Regions from separate parts of the Mus musculus genome. Here region 1 is linked to region 2. The links are chromatin contacts, found by Hi-C or POLR2A ChIA-PET in ENCODE. All regions are on one chromosome and are shown on one strand. Each heading gives the region's core, a stretch centred on a gene start or an enhancer-like site at or near the end of the contact. The rest is flanking DNA. Distances are from core to core; before and after follow the strand shown. Region 1 holds the start of Adgre5 (adhesion G protein-coupled receptor E5). Region 2 holds the start of Pkn1 (protein kinase N1).

Region 1 (6,062 bases), core at 2,434-4,933, 42 kb before region 2:
CATGTAGCTCTGGCTAACCTTGAATTTGATGTGTGCAATAGTCAGAGTTCTCTAGAATAACAAAGGTGATAGCATGAGTATTTCATGGGCTTTATTAGAGTGGCTTACAGGTGGTGGTTCAGGTAAGCCAACAATGGCTGTGTGCTGACAGTCCAAGAATCTAATAGTTGCTCAGTCTATGAAGCCGGATGCCTCTGCTGGTCTTCAGTATGTCTCAGAATCCCAAAGGCTCTAATGTCAGTGAAGGAACAAACTTCCCAGTGACAATGAGGACAGGCAGACCTAGGAGAAGAGCTTCCTTCTTCCATGCCCTTTATATAGGCTGCTGTCGGAAGGTGTGGCCAGATTTAAGATGGGTCTTCCGAGTTCAGACGATCTAATCAGCTAAAAATATCTCTCACAGGTGTGCTGTTGTCTTGGGCTTTTCATTTATTTCAGAGGTAGTCAAGGTGACAACAAGGACAGCCATCACACCTTGTGAACTAGTCTCTTGTCTTGAACTCATAATGCCCCTGGCTCTACCTTCCTAGTGCTGGGATAACAGACATGAGCTGCCATGCTTGGTTTAATCTTCATTCAACAGACAGGACGAATCAAGTCCCAGGGAGGCTCTGCCTGCCAGGGCGTCTGTGGGGACATTGAGCCCTGAGGTTATACCATTTTTTGGAGGAAAAAAAAAAGGTCCAAATTCCACTTAAGACTAGGAATGGCCATTCCCCTCCCAACCTCCTCTCTGCTGGCTCTTGCGCAAACCCCAAGGGATTAAACCTTGAACTAAGTAAGGCACAGTCATCTATCAGCAACTCATTCCTAATGTGGCCGCTGGTCACTTTTCACCTATGAATTACTATGTATCACACATTTTCTTTCTTTCTTTTTTTAATCCACACACCAAGGTTTAAAGAGAAACTTAGGTCATGCTTAGAATTCTTGGCCCTGGTCTTCATCCCACAAACCTGAAGCTTCCTGGCCTTTTCATTGACTTGAAAATGGGAAGAAGGGGGCTGGTGAGATGGCTCAGTGGGTAAGAGCACCTGACTGCTCTTCCGAAGGTCCAGAGTTCAAATCCCAGCAACCATATGGTGGCTCACAACCATCTGTAATGAGATCTGACTCCCTCTTCTGGTGTGTCTGAAGACAGCTACAGTGTACTTACATATAATAAATAAATAAATCTTAAAAAAAAAAAAAAGAAAATGGGAAGAAATGGTTTAGTGTAAGGCCAGGAAGGGAGATACACCAGGATGCAATTGTCAATATTTTTTAACCCTTCTAAATAGAGAAAGAAAGATACATACATGTGACAGTCAATGAATTGAATTATAATACCATTATAATTAACACGGTAAAAATAAAGATTTAAAGTTATTTAAAATTTAAAAGCTATGTAAGAAACTGACTTTTTTCCAAATAAAATATTTATTTTATTTTTACAAAATGTTTCTTCTTAGTAGGGCAGTGGTGGTGCACGTCTTTAATCCCAGCACTTGGGAGGCAGAGACAGGCGGATTTCTGAGTTCGAAGCCAGCCTGGTCTACAGAGTGAGTTCCAGGACAGCCAGGGCTACACAGAGAAACCCTGTCTCGGAAAAAAAAAAAAAAAGTTGTTTTTTCTATGTGTTCATTTGACAGGAATACTGTGTCTTTATTTTTGTTATTAATTTTCAGTTTGTCCTTTATCAGTTTTGCCTGCTTGTTTTATCTGTGTACCAAGTGTATGCGGTGCCTGGGGAGACCAGAAGATAGCATCGGCTCCCCTGGGACTGGAGTTACAGAATTCTGGGAATCTAACCCTGTTTCCGAAGAGCAGCCAGTGTTCTCATCTACCAGTGATCCATCTCTCCAGCCCCAGTAGCACACATGGTCTGCAACTTCCTTTTATCTTTTCTCTCACACTGTGGATCAGGAGAGCCACAGACTCCCAGCAACCCTCTTGCCTCAACCTCGTGAGCTCTGCCATTACAGGTTGTGCGCCATCATAGTTCGCTACAGTCATCTCTCAGAACTTGGAGTTTATTTTTATTTTTATTCTTTGTTGTTTTGTTTTTGAGACAGAGTTTCTCAGTGTAACAGCCCTGGCTGCCCTGATTCACTCTGTAGACCAGGCTAGCCTCCAAATCACAGAGATCCACCTGCCTCTGCCTCTCAAGTGCTGGGACGAAAGGTGTGCGCCACCATGGCCCAACTTGAACCCAGAATTTACTAAGGTAAAAGGAAGGCCTGACACCCCTGGTAGTTTATGCCTGTGATCCCAGCAGGCTTAGGCTTTGGAGACAGGAAGTCAGGAGTTCAGTGCCATCCTAGGCTACATAGAGTTGAAAGACAGCCTGGGCTGTTTGAGACCAGACCGTGTTTCAGAGAAAAAAAGAAAAAGAAAATCAATATTTTGAAAAATCACTAGATGTGTCTGAGAATGTAGTTCCCTTGGTAGAGTGCTTGTCCAGCATACACAAAGCCTTGGGTTTGGCATTCTTCCCGCCCCCAACACACACACATGAAAAGAAACCATAGTTACACAAGTAACTCAAACAGGAAGCCAGTGTACATCACATGACTCTCTATAGACTGTGGCAAGGTCAGTGCGTGTAACCAAAAAGCCCTGCCGTGGTAAGCCATGTCCCGTGGTCAAAGCTCTCTCTTCCTCTATTTTAAGTCCTTATTACGTTTTTTGTTTGTTTATTTGTTTTGGCTTTTTGAGACAGGGTTTCTCTGTGCAGTCCTGGCTGTCCTGGAACTCACTCTCTAGACCAGGCTGGCCTCGAACTCAGTAATCCGCCTGCCTCTGCCTCTCAAGTGCTGGGATTACAGGCATGCGCCACCACTGCCCGGCCCCTTATTACGTTTTATTTATTGACTTGTTTATTTAGTGTTTGGGTTTGTGTGTGGCACCGTGTGCCCGTGAAGGTCAGAGGACAACTTCCAGGAGTTGGCTCTCTCCTTCCATCATGGAGGTCCTGGGTATCAGAAATCAGGTCGTTAGGTTTTGGGGCAAGTGCCTTTACCCGCTGAACCATCTTGGTAGCACTTCCCTCCCCCACTTTATTATTTTTTATTTTTGCGATAGACTCATGCTTCGTAGGCCTGGCTGGCCTGCAACTCTTAAGTGGCCAAAAACGGCCTCCGGTTTAGCCTCTGCTTTCCAGAGAACGGTATTAGTATAGGCCAACGCAGCCATGCCATGACCCCTTGTCTTTTTGGGCAAGGTCTTTTGTAGCGCGGGCAGGCTTCAAAAGCGACAAAACGGAGGATGAGTTGAACTCCTGATTAGTGCTGGGATTACAGGCTAGCGGTCCTCTGCCGGCTTATGTGGCTTTGAGGCTAGACAGGGCCTCGGGCAGGTTAAGCAAGCACTGCGCACACTGAGCCGCATCTCCAAACCTTGATGTCTCTCGTTCCTGGACAGTCAGCCCGGCAGGACCCTCAGTCCTCTTCTGGTTCTTATTTGGCCCCTGGCTTCTCTGAACTTCAGTTTCTCTCTTGGAAAAGAAGCCGACAAGTCCTGCTGATGGGAAAGGCGAGGGTCGCCCAGGACATCGTTCGGGTGGGAGCTCCACCCAGCTCTGTCCGATGTGCCTGGTCCCCGTCCCAGGACGCCTGAACCACACCACCCAGCTCCCCGCGGGGGCGGGTGTCGGAGCCGCGCGCGGGGGGGGGGGGGGAGGAATGTTGCGTTTGTTCCAGACGCGGGCGCGCGGCGCGCCCTGGGTCTGTTTCCCCGGCACTTTCCTGTTACTTTCCAGCGGGGAGGACAGTTCCGGGGAGGGCCCTGCTCACGCCCGCTGCATAAAAGCCCAGCCCAGCCGGCCGCCACAGCCCTCTATCAACCCCAGACGCTGTCCGTTCCGTGCCGCGCCACCATGAGGGGCGTCAGATGCCCCGGCCTGCTTGGTGAGACCTCGGGGTTGCGCGGAGCCGGGAGGGAACTCGCGGGACGTGGCCAGGAGGGGCAGGGACAGTCGAAGCCGGCGCACCTGTGCGCCCCAGAGGGCTCTCCAGGGGGTGTCAGATCCTAATGGGCTTGAGTGTTGCCAGTTTGGAGACTAAGAGGGAGAAACTGAGGCACGGGGGCAGTTAAAGAGGGTAACAAAGCAGGCATGGTGTCACAGGGCATTAGGGAGGCTGAGGCAGCAGGGTCACCAATTTCAGGTCAGCTTGTGCTACACAGCAAGACCCTGTCTCAAAAGAACAAAAGAAAAAGAAATGCAGGCTAGAGGCTGGGGTGGTGCCGAGGTCAAGAGCATTAAGAGAGGACCTGGCTGGGTCCCAGCACCTATATGGTGGCTCACAAGTGTCTGTAACTCCAGTTCCTGGGGATTCACACTGTCTTCTGCATCCACGGGCAACAGACATGCAGTGCACAGACATACATGCAGTGTACAATAATACATGCAGTGCACAAACATACATGCAGGCAAAACACATACAGTTTAAAAAAAAAAAAAGCTAAAAAGAACTGTAGGTTAAAGTACACTTTGCAAACTGTTGCCCAAACAGACGCTCTCAATGTGAAGAGAAACCCACGTGAGGGTGCCCATTTCTTCGAGGGTGGGAACTCCCCCTGCCCCAGTCTGTCCCCTGCTGTCTCCGTGCCAGGAACAGGCAGAGAATCTCCTTGGGACTTGTCTGGGACGGAGCTGCTGGCTGAAAGGAACTTACCAGGCTGTGGTTTGAACTTGGCTTTCATCATGACTTTCCCGCCCCACCCTGGGTGCCTCAACCGTTGTTTGATGGCTAAGTCACCTAAGTAACTTGACAACAAACAGTGAAAAAATGGAACGGGGCACCAGCTGGAGTTACCCCAAGATATGGAACTTGGGGCACAAACTGGGGTCACCCTAACCACAATGACTGGCCTGAGTGCTAGTGACAGGTGGCAGGCAGCTCAGTAGCCATGGACCTAGAACCAGGAAATAGAGTCCCAGGGTGTCACAGTTGGTGGCAAACAGCTGCAGGGGCCTGCCTGGCTGTCACTAAGCTGGGTCACAGTGACTTTGGGCTGCACTTTCCTCCTCTGTAAAATGGAACAAGACCAGCTGTATTTTACCATATTGTTTCAAGGGCCAAGAGTTTGTGTACAAACTTTCTGGTTTACAGTTTGAATTAACTGAACATGTGGGTGTGGTGTCTGTGTCTGCTATCAGAGTACCTAGCGAGTAGAGGCAGGAGGGTCAAAAGTTCAAGGTCATTCTCTGCTGTATACTGAGTTTGAGACCACATGATACCTTGTCTTCAAAACCAACCAAGCAGCCTCGCTAGTTGGATTCTCAGGTTTTGAATCCCAGTATTAGAGAGGCGGAGGCAGGAGGCTTCCATGATCCTGGGAGTTGGAGGCCAACCTGGTCTACATAGTAAGTTCCAGGCCAGCCGGAACTACACAATGAAATACTGCAGGAAGCACAAAGGCTGCCCTACCCCCACTTCTGGATTCTCTAAGCAGGAGTCCCTTGGCTCCAGTCTGAGCTTGGGAAGTTGAACCAGATGTGTCTGGGAGCAGAAGGGAACGGCTCTGCTCCCGTTTGATTAATTTCCAAGTCTCCAGATGTAGGCGGTCTGGCTGATGCCTTTAGCATGGTGGGGTAGAGCCCAGCCCAGCCCAGGGGACAAGGAACCCCCCTGACTTGGGTAACTATTACTTGAGTCTACTGTCCTTTCTCTGGCCTGGTTTGATCACTCATCTTTTTTCCAAGCTCCAAGCCCTAGCTTCTCTTTGTGTAGATTGGACATAGCCCCGCCCCTACCTCCTGATCTTCCTGATGGCTGATGTTACTCTGAGTCTGTTTGTTTGGTTTTTTGTTTTTTGCTTTGTTTTTGTAAACAAGCTTTCAAAGTGGCTAAAATGACCTTAAACTTCTGGTCCTCCTGCCTCTACCTCTGAGTGCTGAGATTACAGATTTGCGCAAAAGGGTCTGGCTTCATTTTGAGTCTGCTTTGGTTTTAGTTTTGAGACAGGCTTTGGCGCTCGCTGTAGCAGCTCTGTAGCCGTAACTGGTTTTGAATGTGTACTAATCCCCCTACTTCTGTCTTGTTAAAATAGGGTCTTCCTACATAGCCTTGGCTCCCTAG
Region 2 (6,094 bases), core at 938-3,437:
GATTTTAAATGTAATTAATTTAAAAAAAAATAAATGAGCAAAGGGGACCAGCCTTGGGGAAATGTGACAGAAAGACATTTTATTCCAGATCGCAGCCTGTACAAAGACCCTATGGCTGGCAGCAATATGAAAAGACCAGAGTGGCTGGACAGACTACCTTGAAGGCCAAATGAGGCTGAGAAACCTCTTCTACGGCTGCTTCAAAGGCAAGCCCAGACTCTCCAGCACGGAGAAGCAGAACACAGTGATAGGTAACATATCTGGGGCCCAGAGTAGGCTGGAGATCGGCCAGGGATGCCTCAGGGATCTGGTGGGACTTTTATCATTGCTATGTGGAGATTTTACAATACATTCTTTGTCTGTCCCTTTTAAAGCCTAGAGTACAGCTCTGTTCCCAGTCCACCCAAATCCCTAGCAGATTGTGATAAAGACTCACTGAGTAAATGAATGCCGGAAGGTTAAGGAGACTCTGGCTGGATTCCCAAGCCTCATCCCCAGAGGCTGCTCAGAACCTGGCAAGCAGGGCTCTGGGCAAAGCTTTCTCCCTGCCAACTCCCTCCGTGCCCTCCTCATCTGTAAGATGGGTGGGTTCCTTGCCTGATATGCAAGGGACCATGAACATCCTGGCTTTATTATGAAAGCAAGGGGCGTCTCTCTTTTATCAATCTGTAAAAAGGAAGTTAGATGACTAGTGTGGCAAGCTATTTAACTCACTCCACCAACATTTGAGCTATAATGAGGGTGTCAACTTGCTGAAGCAGCGAGTGGCAAGTGACCAAGGGCGGCAGGTGACACAGGACCTGGTGGGCTCCTCCTGGAAATGTCTAGACTTTAGGCTCCGTTGGTATGCGGTTTGGGGAAGAGACTGTAAGGAGGAGGCGGCTGGGGGACAAGGAAGGAAGCCTCTACTGTAGTCTTGAGAGTTCAGTGATGGAGTATTGGGCCTGTTCAGGGCTTAGGAAGATGAGTTTGGGTGCCCCCCCCAAATGATAGGGTGCAGAAGAAAAGCCATCCTGTAAGTCACTCACTGGCCACCACACATTTGGCTTGGCATGTGTGGTACATGCACGTGAACACACTCAATAAATGGTATAAAGATTAAAATAGGAGTTGAAGAGATAGAAGCAATACTACTCTTGTAGAAAACTCAAGTCTGGACCCAGCACCCAGGTGGTGCAGTCCACAAACAGTTTATAACTTCCTTTTAGGGCATCCCATGTCTTCTTCTGACCTCCAGAGGCACCCACACACATGTGCATAACTCACACAAAGAAACACATATATACACATGCAAGAAATTAAATATGAGTCTTTTCTAGCAAATAGTATAAGATTAGTCTTTTGGACAGTAATTAAAATCATTATCTCTCCTACCTTATAGGACTTTTAAGGAGATGTTTTAATCCTCCTCACCCAGTAAAACTTTTGTTTATACAAAGCGCCCCCCCCCCCCCCGCTCCATTCTAGGAAATTGATCGCTTGGAGCAGTGACCCCTTTCCCCTTCAATTTCCTCTGCGCCAATTTTCTCAGACTAGCCAATTGAATAAGACTGCGAGGTCACCTGAGTTAGAATAGAAACCATATGCACTTCCTGTCTTCTCTTTGCTTTTCCGCAGCGCACTGTCTTGATGAAGAGTAAAGTTTGCCTTGTTCGGACATTTCATTTTGAAGGATGGTCTCTTTCTTTGCCACCCCGAAACTTATTCCTAACACACATGAATCAAAATAAAGTCTTTAAAAAAATGAGCTAAAAGTGACAACTGCTGGCATTTATTGTGCACTTGGGATCTATACACTTGCCCTACTCTTCCTCAAGTTTTACAGACATCCTAGTCCTGAGGGGTATTGTGTTCCCCCAAGGCCCAGGACACTGGGATTTGAAGTCAGGCTCTCCCTGTGTTTGCCTCCCGGGAAACGGGAGGGAGGATGCCTCTGTGCAGCTGGGCCGTGTGTGTCGAGGGTGGTGGTGGACGGTGACCATTGCATTCAAAGGGGTTGGAGGCGGGGGACAAGGCCTCTGAGGCTCGCGGTCGCTTAGGCCCGCTCAGAGTCCCCTACGCTACAAGGAGCGCTTGCCGCACCCCACAGCCAACAGGGACCCTATTTCCCCGCTGCAAGCCCCGGGGGCCGCCGGGAGCCCCGCCCCCGCCCCGCCTCCTCCCCAGGCGCGGACCTCGGCGCTCACGTGACCCACCCTGCAGCCGCTGGGGCCGGAGGGCGCAGCTCGGCGGAGGCCTGGCCAGGCCGGGCCGAGCGCAGCAGGCCGGAGCGCGCCGCGCGCCTGGGAGGGTCTGGGCGCCGCGCCTCCCGCCGCACCCGCCCGCGCGCTCGCAAGCCCTTCCTTGGCGCTGGGACCCCTGGCGGGCGGCCGGAGGACATGGCCGGCGACGCCGTACAGGTAGGCGACTTGTCCGCACCCGCGGGGCGGCCAGAAGGCGCGGAGGACCCCAGGCACGGGTAGAGTCCCGGACGAGGTCCCCATCGGGAGCCCGCGCGGGCCCTTGTAGCAGGTGGAGGCGCCGACCGGGTCGGAGGAAGGGGTGCTGTTCGGGATTCTACCCCAGCATCCCCTCCTTTGGCCCTCCCCGAGAGTCAGCGTGTGTAGCGGGGTCCCCACTTCGGTGTCCGAGGCTAGCTGCGGATCCCGGTGCCTGTCGTCCCCACATCCTACTCTGGGTCCTGCAGCGTTCGGTTTCTGTCAGGTGCCGCTTCACCTGGAGCAGGTGCCTGGCACCCTGCCCCGGACCGGAGGAGTGCCCGGCCCGATCCCCTCCCCCGCACAACAAAGCCCGGGCCACCCCCGCCTGCAGACGTCTTTACGATGGTCTTGACGCCACCCAGATGGGCACCTGTTGGAGGAAGTGTCTAAGTCACTTCACTAGGCCTGAGGCCGGGTTCCTCCTTCCGCCTTGTTCCCCATAACCACCCTTCAGGCTGACAGATGGAGCTGTAACCCAGGTGGGGCGTGTCCTGTCACACAGACAGGAAGGATTTTATGTCTGGAAGGTGACAGGGCTGGGTCTCTACTCCCTCGCAACAGACACCTGTGACTGGCATCTGCCAGCCACATGGCCTTCCCTGTGTGACCTGTTGGGCGTTACTGAAGCAGGGTCAGGGTCGGGGTGACTGACTCCCCACTCTAATTCAGTGGCCCAAAATCTGAGATCTTTGTATCTTTGTGGCTCCATTAATTCGTCACCATGCAGTCCATTGTCCTGTGTAACTGGTTCTCATCTCCTTCTACACCTGCCCCCATGTCTCCCCTGTACCCTTCTGTACCCGTCTTCCCCAGTCCTGCTGATGGCCTGCCGGCCTTGCCGAGGAGCTGGGCGTATCTGGTGCTGCCGATCTCACAAGGTCAGACCTCCAGGCTGATGCACCGGTGCCGGCTCCCCTTCAAGCCCACTGAGGGCTGTGCAGGGCTGTCCCAGTACATGCATGTGCTTGGTGTGTCCCGAGTAGGACGCACATGGAGGCTGTGATTCCCAGAATGAGGCTGGACCTACATCTTGGTCCCCGTCCCGTCTTCTCCCTTATGTTCATTCCCGCTTGGACTTGCTGCCTGGTTCCACCGTCTCCGTGCCTGTCTGTTCTGTGTCTGGCAAACGGATGTCCTGTCTAGATTCTGGAAACGCCCCAGGCATTGAAATCTCAGGAAGTGGGGTTTTGGGTTCCTAGCCACTTTGCCAAGAGGGTTTCCCCAAGGTGACAGTTCTTGGTCTGCTGTCTGCAGATCTGTAATGGCAGGTGGAGAAGCTGACCTTCTAATTCCTCAAGACCAGGCCAGGCGTTTGCCCTGCTGCCCTCAAGTGACTCCTTGTCCCTGGGCAGAAGTGAGTCACCGAGGAGGAGGACCCAGGAGGCCCTGCCTCCCTGCCTGCATGCTTTTCACATTCCCAGGCCTTCTCTGCTGGAGGTGGGGCCAAGGACCTTCACCTCTCCTCTTTGCTTGAGCTGGCCCTGCTCCTGGCTGTGTACCTGCTTTGCCTGCTGGGTTGGGGGCGCTGGTGGGCGACAGTGGGTGGGGCCTGGTCATGACAGAGTATTGTTCAGTGAGGCCAGGTTTAAATACCAATGCTGCCTTCCCTAATGAGTTCTTGGGTCAAACACTTTTACCTTACAGAGTCTTGTTTCTGTTTTGGAGGAGGCAATGGGGTTAGGAATGGTATGAGGGTCTGGTGGTGGTAGTGCACACCTTTGATTCCAGGACTTGGGAGGCAGAGGCAGGGGGATCTCTGAGTTTGAGGTCAGACTGGTCTATAGAGTTCTAGGACAGCCAGGGCAACTCAGAAAAACCCTGGGTGGGGGTGGGGAGGTGGGGGGAGTGAGGGTGAGATGATGGCTATGCAGAGAGAGGTGGAGCCTCAGCCAGTTCTGTGCTTCTCTGACACCTTTACTTTGAACATAGAGCTTGACAGTCTAGGCTGGGAACCCACACCCCTTCCCAAGGCCCCAGCAATGGCCTTGTGTGGGGGTCATTGTGTAGTGGGGCTGTCCTGTGTACCTCGGAATGTTGACATGGATAGGTGTCCCCTGTATACTTTGGTTGTAATGACAACAAGAATGACCCCAGACATTGACATGCGTTTCTCAAGGCGATGAGAAGACGACCCTACCTTCACTGAGAGCACAGCTATGGCCTCTTTGAGCATCGGTTTCCCCCTATGGTGACTACTGCTCAGATACACAGTGAGGAGATGACAGGGTCACAGGATCTGTGCTCTTGGCCTGCAGCCTCATCCGAAGGGCTTAAGAGCCTAGGAGAACATTGCTCATTGTGATGGTGATGGCTCACTACTTCTAGGTGTGCTGGACGTGGGATTCTTCCCAGCTAATGTGAATCTTGGCTCTGTCTCTTGCTGCCTGTGGGACCTGGAGCAGGGGGCCTCAGCTAGTTTGTCCATCCGTCTGTCCTTCCTTCCTTCCTCTCTCTCTCTCTCTCTCTCTCTCTCTCTCTCCCTCTCTCCCTCTCTCTCTTTCTCTCTTATCTGTCTTATCATCTCTAGCATCTACATCTTGCTGTGCTAGGTGCAAAGGTGCCTGTTACAATCCTATCTCTGGCAAGTAGGAAGCAGGAGGATCAGGAGTTCAAGGCCAGCCTTCACTATGTATTAAATTCAGAGCCATATGGGTTATATGAGACAGAGCCACAAAATGAAACATAGTACCTGACACATGGAGGACGTTCTCTGAGACCTGGGTGAGGCTGGAGCAGGCGCTGTTTTGTTGCTCTTGAGGTACAGAGCTTGTGTGTGCTACCAAGCTTCACCCTCTGATATCACCACCACTACCATTACTTTTATTTATTTGTTATTTTTAATTATATATGGTGGGGGGGTATGTACACATGCCCACAGAAGCCAGAGAGGTCTGATCCACCCAGAACTGAAGTTACAGGCATCTGTGAGCCATTTGTCAGGGGTACCTCGAACTCAGAAATCCGCCTGCCTCTGCCTCCCAAGTGCTGGGATTAAAGGCGAGCGCCACCATGCCCGGTGATATATTTTTTTTTTAGAGCAGTTTTAGGATCATGGCAAAATCCAGGGGGAAATAGAATCTCATATGTATCTTGATCCTGATATAAACAGCCTTGTAACTGCTATCTCTGACAGTTGAGATTTAGTAAATAGTTGCGGGCTGCTGTTTGGGGCCACTCAGGGTTGTTTCTTCCTGGTGTTGGCATCAGGGAGCGACTACTAAGCCAGGTGGGCTCCCTAGGCCTCTGCTGTGAGCAGTCAGGGTGGACATCTGGGTAGGAGGAAGCAGGAAGTTGATGCTGCCTGTGTACCGGAAGCATGCATGCAGCGTTTGTGTGTGTGTGTGTGTGTGTGTGTGTGTGTGTGTGTGTGTGTGTGTGTGTGTGCGTGCGCGTGCGTGCGCGCACACACACGTTTTCTCTCTCTCTCTCTCTCCCCTACAGAACTTGCTGTTCTGATACTTAAGGGGAAGTTGGGGACAAGGGACAAGTGGGAGGGTCTCTCAGTAGTGACATGAACACGCATTAGCAGGGCTGAGGGCCTGAAGAACCTGAGGGCCTGAGGTGGTGCATCTAAAAAGAAGTGTCAGCATGTACAAGCCCTTTACCACACACAC

Evidence for each region. Hi-C counts contacts between places; a loop is a spot of excess contacts on that map. ChIA-PET counts read pairs that join two places held with the same protein, here RNA polymerase II (POLR2A).
Region 1: a map of gastrocnemius shows a loop between it and region 2 (2.3-fold over the local background). The contact joins the promoter of Adgre5 here to the promoter of Pkn1 in region 2. A Hi-C loop is called at or near these places in 3 of 37 maps with a recorded cell type or tissue (gastrocnemius and heart). POLR2A ChIA-PET finds 5 or more read pairs at or near these places in 3 of 5 experiments (Patski and embryonic stem cell).

What each region holds. Positions count from the first base shown.
Region 1 is chr8:83,738,932-83,744,993 of GRCm38, reverse strand. Adgre5 (adhesion G protein-coupled receptor E5) reads left to right here and starts at 3,683. Exons shown (of 20, transcript NM_011925.2): 1 at 3,683-3,887. The coding sequence starts at 3,857. It overlaps Gm46046 (predicted gene, 46046), which reads right to left and starts at 3,708. Exons shown (of 2, transcript NR_168527.1): 1 at 3,378-3,708.
Region 2 is chr8:83,695,272-83,701,365 of GRCm38, reverse strand. It overlaps Pkn1 (protein kinase N1), which reads left to right and starts at 2,187. Exons shown (of 22, transcript NM_177262.4): 1 at 2,187-2,399. The coding sequence starts at 2,379.